Linked DNA regions of Homo sapiens: all the other regions are linked to region 3. Evidence: chromatin contacts called from ENCODE Hi-C or POLR2A ChIA-PET data. All regions are on one chromosome and are shown on one strand. The core of a region is the stretch at or near the end of the contact, and the rest is flanking DNA. Distances in the headings are between cores, read along the strand shown.

What was found. Hi-C counts contacts between places; a loop is a spot of excess contacts on that map. ChIA-PET counts read pairs that join two places held with the same protein, here RNA polymerase II (POLR2A). Pooled maps may share reads with other maps.
Region 1: a loop to region 3 is called in a map of chondrocyte, with 2.7 times the contacts of the local background. The contact joins two enhancer-like sites. A Hi-C loop is called at or near these places in 4 of 168 maps with a recorded cell type or tissue (Calu3, ascending aorta, chondrocyte and 1 more) and 5 of 50 pooled maps. POLR2A ChIA-PET finds 5 or more read pairs at or near these places in 1 of 52 experiments (PC-9).
Region 2: a loop to region 3 is called in a map of endothelial cell of umbilical vein, with 2.7 times the contacts of the local background. The contact joins the promoter of NFIA-AS2 here to the enhancer-like site in region 3. A Hi-C loop is called at or near these places in 2 of 168 maps with a recorded cell type or tissue (Calu3 and endothelial cell of umbilical vein).

What each region holds. Positions count from the first base shown.
Region 1 is chr1:61,041,583-61,045,240 of GRCh38, reverse strand. No RefSeq gene overlaps it. Among named protein-coding and RNA genes, the nearest start is that of NFIA, 39 kb to the left of the region's middle. Within about 2 kb of position 1,625, at least 19 of the 41 ENCODE cell types and tissues checked have a DNase peak (open chromatin) inside an H3K27ac peak, as active enhancers do; they include ascending aorta, where a contact is called at or near this core.
Region 2 is chr1:60,969,017-60,972,149 of GRCh38, reverse strand. It overlaps NFIA-AS2 (NFIA antisense RNA 2), which reads left to right and starts at 1,410. Exons shown (of 7, transcript NR_110617.2): 1 at 1,410-1,602.
Region 3 is chr1:60,572,182-60,575,569 of GRCh38, reverse strand. All of the region lies in intron 4 of LINC01748 (long intergenic non-protein coding RNA 1748), which reads left to right. Among named protein-coding and RNA genes, the nearest start is that of LINC01748, 49 kb to the left of the region's middle. Within about 2 kb of position 1,694, at least 6 of the 41 ENCODE cell types and tissues checked have a DNase peak (open chromatin) inside an H3K27ac peak, as active enhancers do; they include ascending aorta and endothelial cell of umbilical vein, where a contact is called at or near this core.

The sequences.
Region 1 (3,658 bases), core at 376-2,875, 470 kb before region 3:
TCTGTGTAGTTTCAGCTTTGGGAAAGCAGATACTTATTACAGTGAAATGACTTTTTACAACAGACAGGAATAAGATTTGCTTAAGAAGCTGAACTGCTGCTCTTGATCATGGAGGATGGAATGTTCAGTAAGGGCCACTGGTGAGAGTCTAATAAACTGATATTACTTATTATTGACATTAAATGGACCAGTCTCATGGGCCGGTTACTCCGAAAGTCAATTACCGAAGCCTGTAGTAAAAACTCAGTGTTTTCAAATAATTTAGAGGCTCCAAAAGGTATCAGTAAAACATGGACTGCTGAGTGTCTGAGGCAACAGAGCTGACTGAACATAAACAAGATGGGCATAGTCACATATTTATTTGAAGAACTCCTGAAGATGCCCAGAGCCTAGGGATCATGGGAACGATTCTGAAATGGTTGAAAGAGAAGGAGGGGTTATATCAATACCAAAAGTATTTAGGCCCAAGGACATTGTCTCATTTAACCCTGTGTAATCCTCACAATACCAAGGCATAATTATCCCCATTTCACGGAGGGAAACAGAGACTCATAGTTACAATTCCTAAGAGGCTTGGATAGGGCTGCTTCTGTGCTAGTCTGGCCCCAAAGCCAGTAGATTATCCGTTAGATTCTGGGCCCCTCAGCCTTCTCAGTCTGGGCTTGATTTACTTGTCCAACTTTATCTTCCAACCGGAATGATTGGCTCTTTTTTTTTGACAACGTCATCTCGAACTTTATTAAGTATCTGTTTTCTAGGCTGAGCCTACATAGAACAACCTCTGAACTGCAATGGACTCACGGAGATGTCCACACACAGATGCTCTGAGACTCCACTAGCCAATTCCAATACCCATCCTTGATTTGTTTACTCAGCTTTGCTGCATCTATTTGGATACTTAATCTAACCAATTTGTCCCTTTTTTGAATTTTTCTCTCGCTAATCAGCTTGCAAGATCCTATTCTCATTCTCAATAAGCGCTGCTGGTGCCTGATTCAGTGCTCCGCACGTTGTTGTCTCTCAAGAAATCCTTGCTGGTTGCCTGTAAGGCACCCACTCTCCCTCCTTCCCTTCCCATCCTCTCCCCCAACAAAAGCTGGTGCAGAAACATCCCAAAAGGGGCCAGGTTCCACGTGCTTCGTCCCCTTCCTCTGTCCCCTCACTGTCACCCACCAGGCCCCAAATATAAAAGGCGAAAGGCGCCGTTGCAATCAAAGCCTCAAAACAAAAGGCTCAAGGGGCGACTTTATTGACTCAGCCCCAACCAACTCAAACTTCCCCGTCGTCAGAATGTTCTTTCCCGCCACTACCCTGTCTTCCTGGAGCTGAACTTAAGACTCTTGGTCTGGCACTCGAAAACGCGTGAGGGGTGTGTGTGTGTGTGTGTGTGTGTGTGTGTGTGTGTGTGTGTTGGGGGGAAATGGGAGAGGATAGCAATAGTGCCGAAGGTGGAGGCAGTGGGGTGCGGGGAGAACGTTTCCCAGGGAACCTGAGAGCCCCAGATCTCGCGGCTGGCGACTTCCAACTCTCCCAAAGAAAGCCGCGGGCCTAGCTCGTTCATCAGTGTCACATTTCAATGGCAGCGCGGGGCGGCCTCGGCCAGGTGCCCGCGCGGGGCCGCGCGCCTTCCCGGCACGGCTCGGCCCGTCGGCGATTCAGACACCGCCAACCCACAAAGCCCAGACGGGAGCCCGGGGCTTGGGGAGGCCCCGAAGGCCCTGCGCGCCTCTCCTTCCTGCCGCCCCCACTACCCGGGGCTCCTTCGCGGCCTGCCGCCGGGCAGTGCGGGCCGAGTTCGGGCCTCTGTGGCTGGAGCCCGGCCGTCCCCGCGCCCCGCTGCCGTCGTGGCTTGGGGGTTCTGTCCTTCCTGCCTTCGAAGGCCAGGTCCCTCCTCACCCTCCACGCTGGTTCCCCCGGGAGCCACTGTCTGGGGCCAGGGGAGCCGGACTTTCTGATCGCAGCCCAGCTCTGCGCGACAGCGGGGCCGCGGACACAGCGTCCGCAGAGCGGCAAGACACTTTCTAAACTCGGGGATCTTTCAGTTTGCGAACAGGGTGGCGAGTAGAACTCTACCCCCAGCGCCACTGCTTTTACCCGGCCGCCGCGAGCTGACACCAGAGGGCGCCGTTTTAATGCGCTTCGGGCAAGGACCAGCTCCGGGAGCGCTCCGGCGTCGAGGCCGGGCTCGGATCTCGGGACTCGCTGCGGCGCCCTCTCCCCTAGGGCGCTCGGCCTGGGGTGCAACAGCGAACCCCGCTTCCCTCTTCGCGAGGGGAGGTTTACTGCACAGGATTGCGCCCTGGCTTTGCACAGAATGAGGGTTCCTTGCAGCCGTCCGGGTGAGGAGGAGGAGTGGCCCCTACCTGAAGCCGTGCCCCCGCCTAACTGCTAAAGAACACGTCTGCAGGCGTTGTTCAATTGAGAACGACTAATTAATTTTCCAGCACTTGTGCAGAATACTTTAAAATGGAAAAATGAAGGTCTTCGATGAAAATGAAGCTTGATAGTGTGCACCTGCCACTAATGTACGGTGCACGGCAACTTCCCCTCATTAGAGCGATGACTTGGGTTGAGAACAAGTCATATAGTGAAAATCACTTCAACACGTGCCTGTTCATATGCATAAACTCCTGTGTACCAGATGGCAAAATATAATGACATCTTAAACAGCTAATTGCATAAACCTTGTAATGCAGATAATTGCTGTACCAAAGTAGGAGTTAATAATTTCCCACTGTATTGCTTGACTTCAGAGTAATCCTCAAGGAAAGTTGTGACAATTCTAACACACTAAAGTTCACCAAGAGGTAATTAAAACTAGCAGTTAAATCATTTGACTTTCAAACCCTTAATTATGATTCGGAAGAACTGCTTTGTGGAAACCCAGAATTTACGGATGGTTATGTGATAACATTTAATGCCTGTATTTCATCAAGTTTTCTTTCATATATTTTATTCTGGAAAGTTATTCCAATAGCAAGAGGTTTCCATTTTGGGGTAAGAGTGGTTAACTGCCACCCCCAGTTGGACTGTTGATTTTTTTCAATTAAACATTTATTTATAGAGCCCCTTCTACAATAACTAACTCCAAGCCTTACCATGTGCCTGGCATTGTTCTAAACTTTACAGGTATTATCTCATTTAATCCTCAAAGCAACCATCTGAAATGTGTACCACTGTCATCCTCATTCTCCAGATTAGGAAGCCCAGACATAGAGATGCTAAGTAATTTGCTCAAAGTTGTCTAGAAGTCACTTTCCCAAACTCCTACGGTCTGACCCCAGAGCTCATGCTATTTACCGCTGTAATCTACTGTCTCATGGATTAAACCAGGGCCTTAATAATTTAATATTTCTTTTCTTTTCTTTTTTTTTTTTTTTTTTTGAGAAGGAGTCTCGCTCTGTCGCCCAGGCTGGAGTGCAGTAGTGTGATCTCGGCTCACTGCAAGCTCCGACTCTCGGGCTCACGCCATTCTCCTGCCTCAGCCTCCTGTGTAGCTGGGACTACAGGCGCCCACCAGCACCCGCGGCTAATTTTTTCTATTTTTAGTAGAGACGGGGTTTCACTGTGTTAGCCAGGATGGTCTCGATCTCCTGACCTTGTGATCCGCCCTCCTCCCAAAGTGCTGGGATTACAGGTGTGAGCCACCGCGCCCGGC
Region 2 (3,133 bases), core at 161-2,660, 400 kb before region 3:
AGAGTTGGGAGTTGAAGAGACTTCAGCATTCATGCAATCATATGAGTTTATCTCATAGAAGAAATCTAGGACCACAAGGGAGAGGTGATCATGCCATGTTTATCCAGCTAGTTGGGGACAGGGCCTTGACTGGAACCCAGGTCTCCTCCAAACCATGCCTGTCTGAATTTTTCTGGGCTAGAAAAATTAGAAACCCTGCATCCCCAGTCAATACTGGTGCTCCCTCTTGTAGTCCTCACTCCACTCTAAGCACCCTTTACTACCTTTCCTCTGCCATCCCTTTGGGAGAGATGCAAGTGAGCAATGAATTCGACAGTGATAGGAAAGACCTCCTACAGAAGCAAGGGACTTGATAATCTATAAACAGTTCCTGGGTAAAAACCATGAATGTGTACAGAGCACCTACTATCAGGTGCTTACTGAATTTTCTCAATCTCCACCGTAACTGCTATCATTCTTTGTACAGATAAAAAACCAAAAGGCTTAGTTTTGTAGTATCTTAGTTTTGGTAATTTTCCCAAGATCTCACAAAAAGAAAATGTTTGAGCCAGGATCCGAACAATGGTTTATAAGATTCTTCTATCCACCCACCCATCCATCCACCCACCCATCCCTGCACACACCCATCCATGCACACACTTATCCACCCACCCATCATCCATCTGTCTATCTGTTCATTCATCTTTCCATCCAAGAAACCTTTACTGAGAGTGTGTTCCATGTAAGGCAGTGTGCTTGGTGGTATGGAGCTAAGGAGATACATAGCCCCCTGTCCTCATAGAGCTGAGTGGGGCCTCCTTGAGGGTACTGTTGGGATAGTGTTAGGGAGGAGAGTGATGAGGAAATGGTTTATGTGGAAACTGGGCACTTGGGAAGACCATGACAAGAGGATCAGTGGGTTGCTCCCTGACTCCTGCTTCTAAGGTTGCAGATGAGTGCCCAGCTGGCCAGCTGGCCACTGGCATAGTCTGCCTCTTTGTGTAAAAACTAGTGGAATCACATATGTGCTGCTCCCAGATGCAGTCTCGGCACCAACACCTTCCAAGCAGGAGGTTCTGTCATGGTGCTGCCTGCCAAGCCTTGTCCAGAGGACTGAGGCCACTTGGCCAGTTGCACTGGGCCCTGTGCCTGTGCAGAGACTGTCTCACCACAGCAGCTGGGGGCGGCAGGGAAGGGCAAGAGCTTCTTTTGTGTGTGTGTGTGTGTGTGTGTGTGTGTGTGTGTGTGTGTGTGTGTGTTTAAGCTGGAAAGAAGCCCTTTTTCACTGTGCTCTGTACTTGAGATATTTCACTGAGTGGGAGACAAAGAGGCTTTGTGTGCTCTTCAAAGTGCTCTCTGCTGACTGTGATACACATCCAGGAAAAACCCAGACCAAAGCCATGAAGTCACCCCAAGTTCAAACCCAAAATGCAATTTGCAGTGGTTAGAAATGACAAAGGATGGGTGGTAGGATCCAGAGAAAAAACAGTGAAACCCGATGGACCTTAAATAGATCTGAGGGCACTGATTTGATTATTTTGGGTGAAATCTTTTAAGAAAATCTTGTCAGATTCTTCACAGAAAATTTGGTAAAGCCTATATTTCATCGCCAGCCTAGCAAAGGTAAGACCCACGTTAATTTTCTTGGAATATCACTGTTGTTTTTATTCTTAGGGTGTATGTTAGGGAGAAGAGCAGGGAGGTAGTTTGTCAGATGTTGTTCTTTCCTTGTTAAGCTTCACCTGTTCTTAAGAGCAACTTGCACTTTGTCAGCCACAGAATAGTGCCTGCCGTTCAGGCCAGTGTTTTAGATATAATTGAATTGCTGGGACGCATTAAACATCATAGGGTTTTTAGCGGAGAAATAATTTAATGATGTGGCCTTTAGGATTGTTAATTAGCACTGTCTGTATGAACATGTAACAATAACACCACCTACCGTAAAAGCGAATGTTCTACACTTCAGGACACTCATTTCTTTAGGGCTTCCCGCAGAGAAGCAGTCATTAACTCTTTTTTTGACAAATGCTTTTAGACATGCTCTGTAGGGCCGTGAATTCACCCTTCCCTCCAATCCTGAATCCTTCTCTGCATTTATCCACAAGGCAAGCTGGCAAACAGGGAAACAAGGAGAACTGTGTGCTCAGCCCTCCAGAGTGGCACGGATTATGAGGAGGTGATGGTCCTTCCCCGCCAAGATCCTGAGACACTGTCACTCCGGAATCCAAAAAGAGATTCAGGCAAGGATGTGGGAAAGTTGGAACCCTGCATGCTGTTGGTGGGAATGCCAAATGGTGCAGCTGCTATGGAAAACAGTATGGAGGTTCCTCAAAAAATTAAAAATAGAATTACCATATGATCCAGCAGTCCCACAGGGTATTTATCCAAAAGAATTGAAATGAGGATCTTGAAGAGATATTAGTACTCCCATGTTCATTGCAGCACTATACACAATAGCCAAGATGTAGAAATGAACTAAATATCCAACAACAGATCAATGGATAAAGAAAATGTGGAACACACACACACATACACACACATCCCAGAATATTACTTAGCCTTAAAAAAGAAACTCTAAAATATGTGACAACATGGATGAATCTTGAGGACATTATACTAAATGAAATAAACCACTCAGAGAAAGACGAAACTGCATGATTCCACTTATGTGGGGTATCTAAAATTGCCAAATTCGTAGAATCAAAGAGTGCAATGGTGGTTGCCAGGAGCTAGGTGGAGTGAGAAATGAACAGTTGTTAATCAATGGACATACAGTTTTAGTTAAGCAAGATGAGTGAGTTCTAGAGATCTGCTGTACAACGCTTTACCTATGGTCAATAATACTGTATTGTGTGCTTAAAATTTTGCTAAGAAGGTGGCCCTCATGTTACGTGTTCTTACAAAGTTAAAAAGGAAAAAAGTAATGGGATTGGCTCACTGGAGGAGAAGCTGTTGGCTTGCATCCTGCCTGCCCTGATGAAGGGAATGGTCAGGGGCTTGTTTCTCTGCTGGAGTTCAGGCGGGTCTGTCTGAGCCATGGGTCTGGAGGAGGCCTGCATAGGCAGCATGCCATAGGTTTCTCTGGCTTCCTGAGAACAGAGCCTGATAATGATGGAGAAATGAGAGCTTCCCACTCCTTCTTCTGTTTACATTA
Region 3 (3,388 bases), core at 445-2,944:
TGAAAAGGGGCTGAATGTTGCCCTCACGTCACACAGAGTACAGAGTGGACAGAGGGCTGCAGTGTGACCAAAAAAGACAAAGGACTTTCTCAGTGAGTGAGTACAAAGGGGCAGTCACTGTGTGGGGCATATGTGAGGAAGCAAATATCCTTGAGGATACTTTTGATTAAAAACAAAAGAAACCACATTTTCTTTATCCAGTCTATCACTGATGGGCATGTAGGTTGATTCCCTGCTTTTGCTATTGTGAATAGTGTTGCAATGAATATACGCATTCATGAGTCTTTGTAATAGAATAATTTGTATTCCTTTGGGTATATACCCAGTAATGGGATTGCTGGGTCAAATGGCATTTCTGTTTTTAGGTCTTTGAGGAATTACCACACTGTCTTCTAAAATGCTTAAAGTAATTTACACTCCTACCAACAGTGTATAAACATTCCTCTTTCTCCACAACCTTACCAGCATCAGTTATTTTTTGACTTTTTAATAATAGCCATTCTGACTGATGTGAGATGGTGTCTCATTTTGGTTTTGATTTGAATTTCTCTAATGATCAGTTGGAATGAGGATGTTAATGGAACACTATGCAGCCATTAAAAAAAAATGAGTTCATGTCCTTTGCAGAGACATGAATGGAGCTGGAGGCCATTATCTTCAGCAAACTAATGCAAAACAGAAAACCAAATACCACATGTTCTCAATTATAAGTAGGAGCTAAATGATGAGAACACATGGACATATAGAGGGAAACGACACACACTGAGGCCTACCTGAGGATGGAGGGTGGGAGGAGGAAGAGGATAAGGAAAAATAACTAATGAGTACTAGGCTTAATATCTCGGTAATGAAATAATCTGTACAACAAACCCCCATGATGCAAGTTTACCTATAAAACAAACCTGCACATGTACCCCTGAACTTATAATAAAACTTCAAAACAAAACAAACAAAACAAAATAAAGCCTCTAATTAAAATGGAGAATGAGTAGCTATGGAGACAAAGGCTTTTCTGTAGATACTAGAGACAAGAAGGAGGCCCTGTTGCTTCAAAATGCTGAGGTTCCTTGAGAATGTCAGTGTAGCCTTCATAAAGCTCCGGATTTCTCTCTTTTGGGGCCATGAGGGGTTATTTGCTAATCTGGAAGTTGGCATTTCGGGTGAACTGGATTTTAACTCAGCTCACTCTTCATTTTTTTGATGGCCATGGAGAAGGGATAGTGAGAGATTGAGAAGTGGAGGCTCTGAACTCCTTGTGGAGCTGTGCTCACCTCACCCTCCACCTGGGTGAGCAGGAGTTGCAGATCCAAGGGCTTTGGGCCACTAGACCTCTGGGTGGTGAGGACAGACTGTGCAGAGAAGTCATCAGCCTAGGGATGGCCTTACCACAAACTCTCTAACCCTGTGCTTTACACACTCCTGACAGGTAGAAAGTAAATTTGCATAACAAACTGTTTAAATATTCAATTTTTATCCAGCTTCAAGGCACTCTTTGTCCTCGGTAGTTCTAATGATTAGTGACCCCTTCAAAATCAGCATCATTTGTCAAATCAAATTAGCCTCCTTACTAACTGCAAGGCAGTGACATTCATCTTTTTGATGCTTTCAAACCAGTCGGAGGTAAAGTTCTCAGATGGAATGGGGCTTGGTATGCTGCATGAGTCACTTCCTCAATGAGGCAATTGTCAGAAAAATAGGAGACGTAGCTCTAAGGTAAATATTGTTGGGTCATTTGAAATGTATGCAGATTTGACATTTCCCTTCTGATTAGCATGTCTACACATTAAAGTTTTGTGTATGTCACATTGGATAGTTCAGATGCCAGGGTAATGTCAGTGAGCACTTGATAGAAACTTAATTTTGCTCCTGATGAAGAAAATGGAAGGATGAAGAGGAAAACCTAAGGTGAGAACCTTATTTAGAGTGTACAGGGGGTATTCAGAATAAAAAAAAAAAATGCTGGGAAGGAAAGTGTCATTATCTACTATGTGCCAGTTACTTTATTACCTAATTTAGTCCTTTTAGGGATATTGACCCCGTTTGAATAATTAAAATAGGTGAATCAACAGGCTTAATGCCAACAGATAGTAGAATAGTAGAGCTGAAAGTTCAAGCTCATGTGTGTTTGATGCTGAAGTCCATGCTTCTTCCTGCAGAGTGTTGCCTCCATATGATGCAAAATATCCAACCTAGCCCTGACATGAAAACTTAATTGAAAGTATCCAACAGTGGGTAAGCATCCTGACTCTGTCATTACGTTGCAAATTTAAAATTAGAAACTCAGAGCATTTCCTGGTACAACTTGTTCTTTTGTAAATAATGACTCTTCAGTCTCCACTTGAACACTTGCAGTGACCAGGAGCTAGCTTATGATTTCACCATTCATCCATGTCTATATTTATTCCTATGTCCCTTCATATACCAATAATTATGTCCTTCCATATTTAAGTGTACAATTGTATCTGCATCTAATTATGACTTTAGAGTATTTGCTCTGTTAGGGACTATGTTGTGTCTTTCACTTATTGTATCATTTATCATCACAAGAAGCCAGTAAGATATGTTATATTATTATGTAGACTTAATGGAAAAAAAATACTTGGACTTAAAAAAGATAAGTAGCTTGCCTGAGCCACATAACTAAGGAGCAGCATGTCTAAGTAGTACATCACCTCCCAGTTTCAAACTTTTTTCTAATACAGTGCTAATCCACAGCTCATAATATGCAGAAAGAGCAATATCAGCTTTTATCCTCAATTTGAACTTGCCTATCTAATCCTGCTTTCTTATTTTGTGTTGTCAAAATCATATAAAATATAGTACTTGTTCAAGAACATTGGCAAAGTGCTCCAACTAAATCCAGGCTTTAGAGATCATCTGTACATAAGGGCTACCGCTAGGCACTTTTCTCATACCCAGCACCATACATTAGATCTGGGGTTGGCAACTATGGCCTACAGGTCAAATCTTTGTCCATGCCTGATCTTTTAAATAAAGTTTTATTGGAACATAGCCATGCTCATTCATTTACTTATTGCCTTTTTTCTCCACTACGAGAGCACAGTTGAATAGTTGTGACAAGACCATATATCCCATAAAGCCTAAAATATTTACTCTCTGATCCTTTCGACAGAGTTTGCTAACTCCGCATTAGGACTCTTGCATAAATCTATCATGTTACCTATGGAAAAGGTGTACAAAAGGGATACAGAGTATCTGGGGGTGGCCATGCATGCTATAGAATAAGTTGCAGAGTAATTGCCAAAATAGTGTTTTAAGCTGGAGAACCAAGACAAAGAAATGGTATCCAAAGTGTATTTTAGTTCAAGCTCTCTGCTATTAATGCAGGGATTCTAAAATTGCTCCTGCAATTCTCACCAAAGGGTCA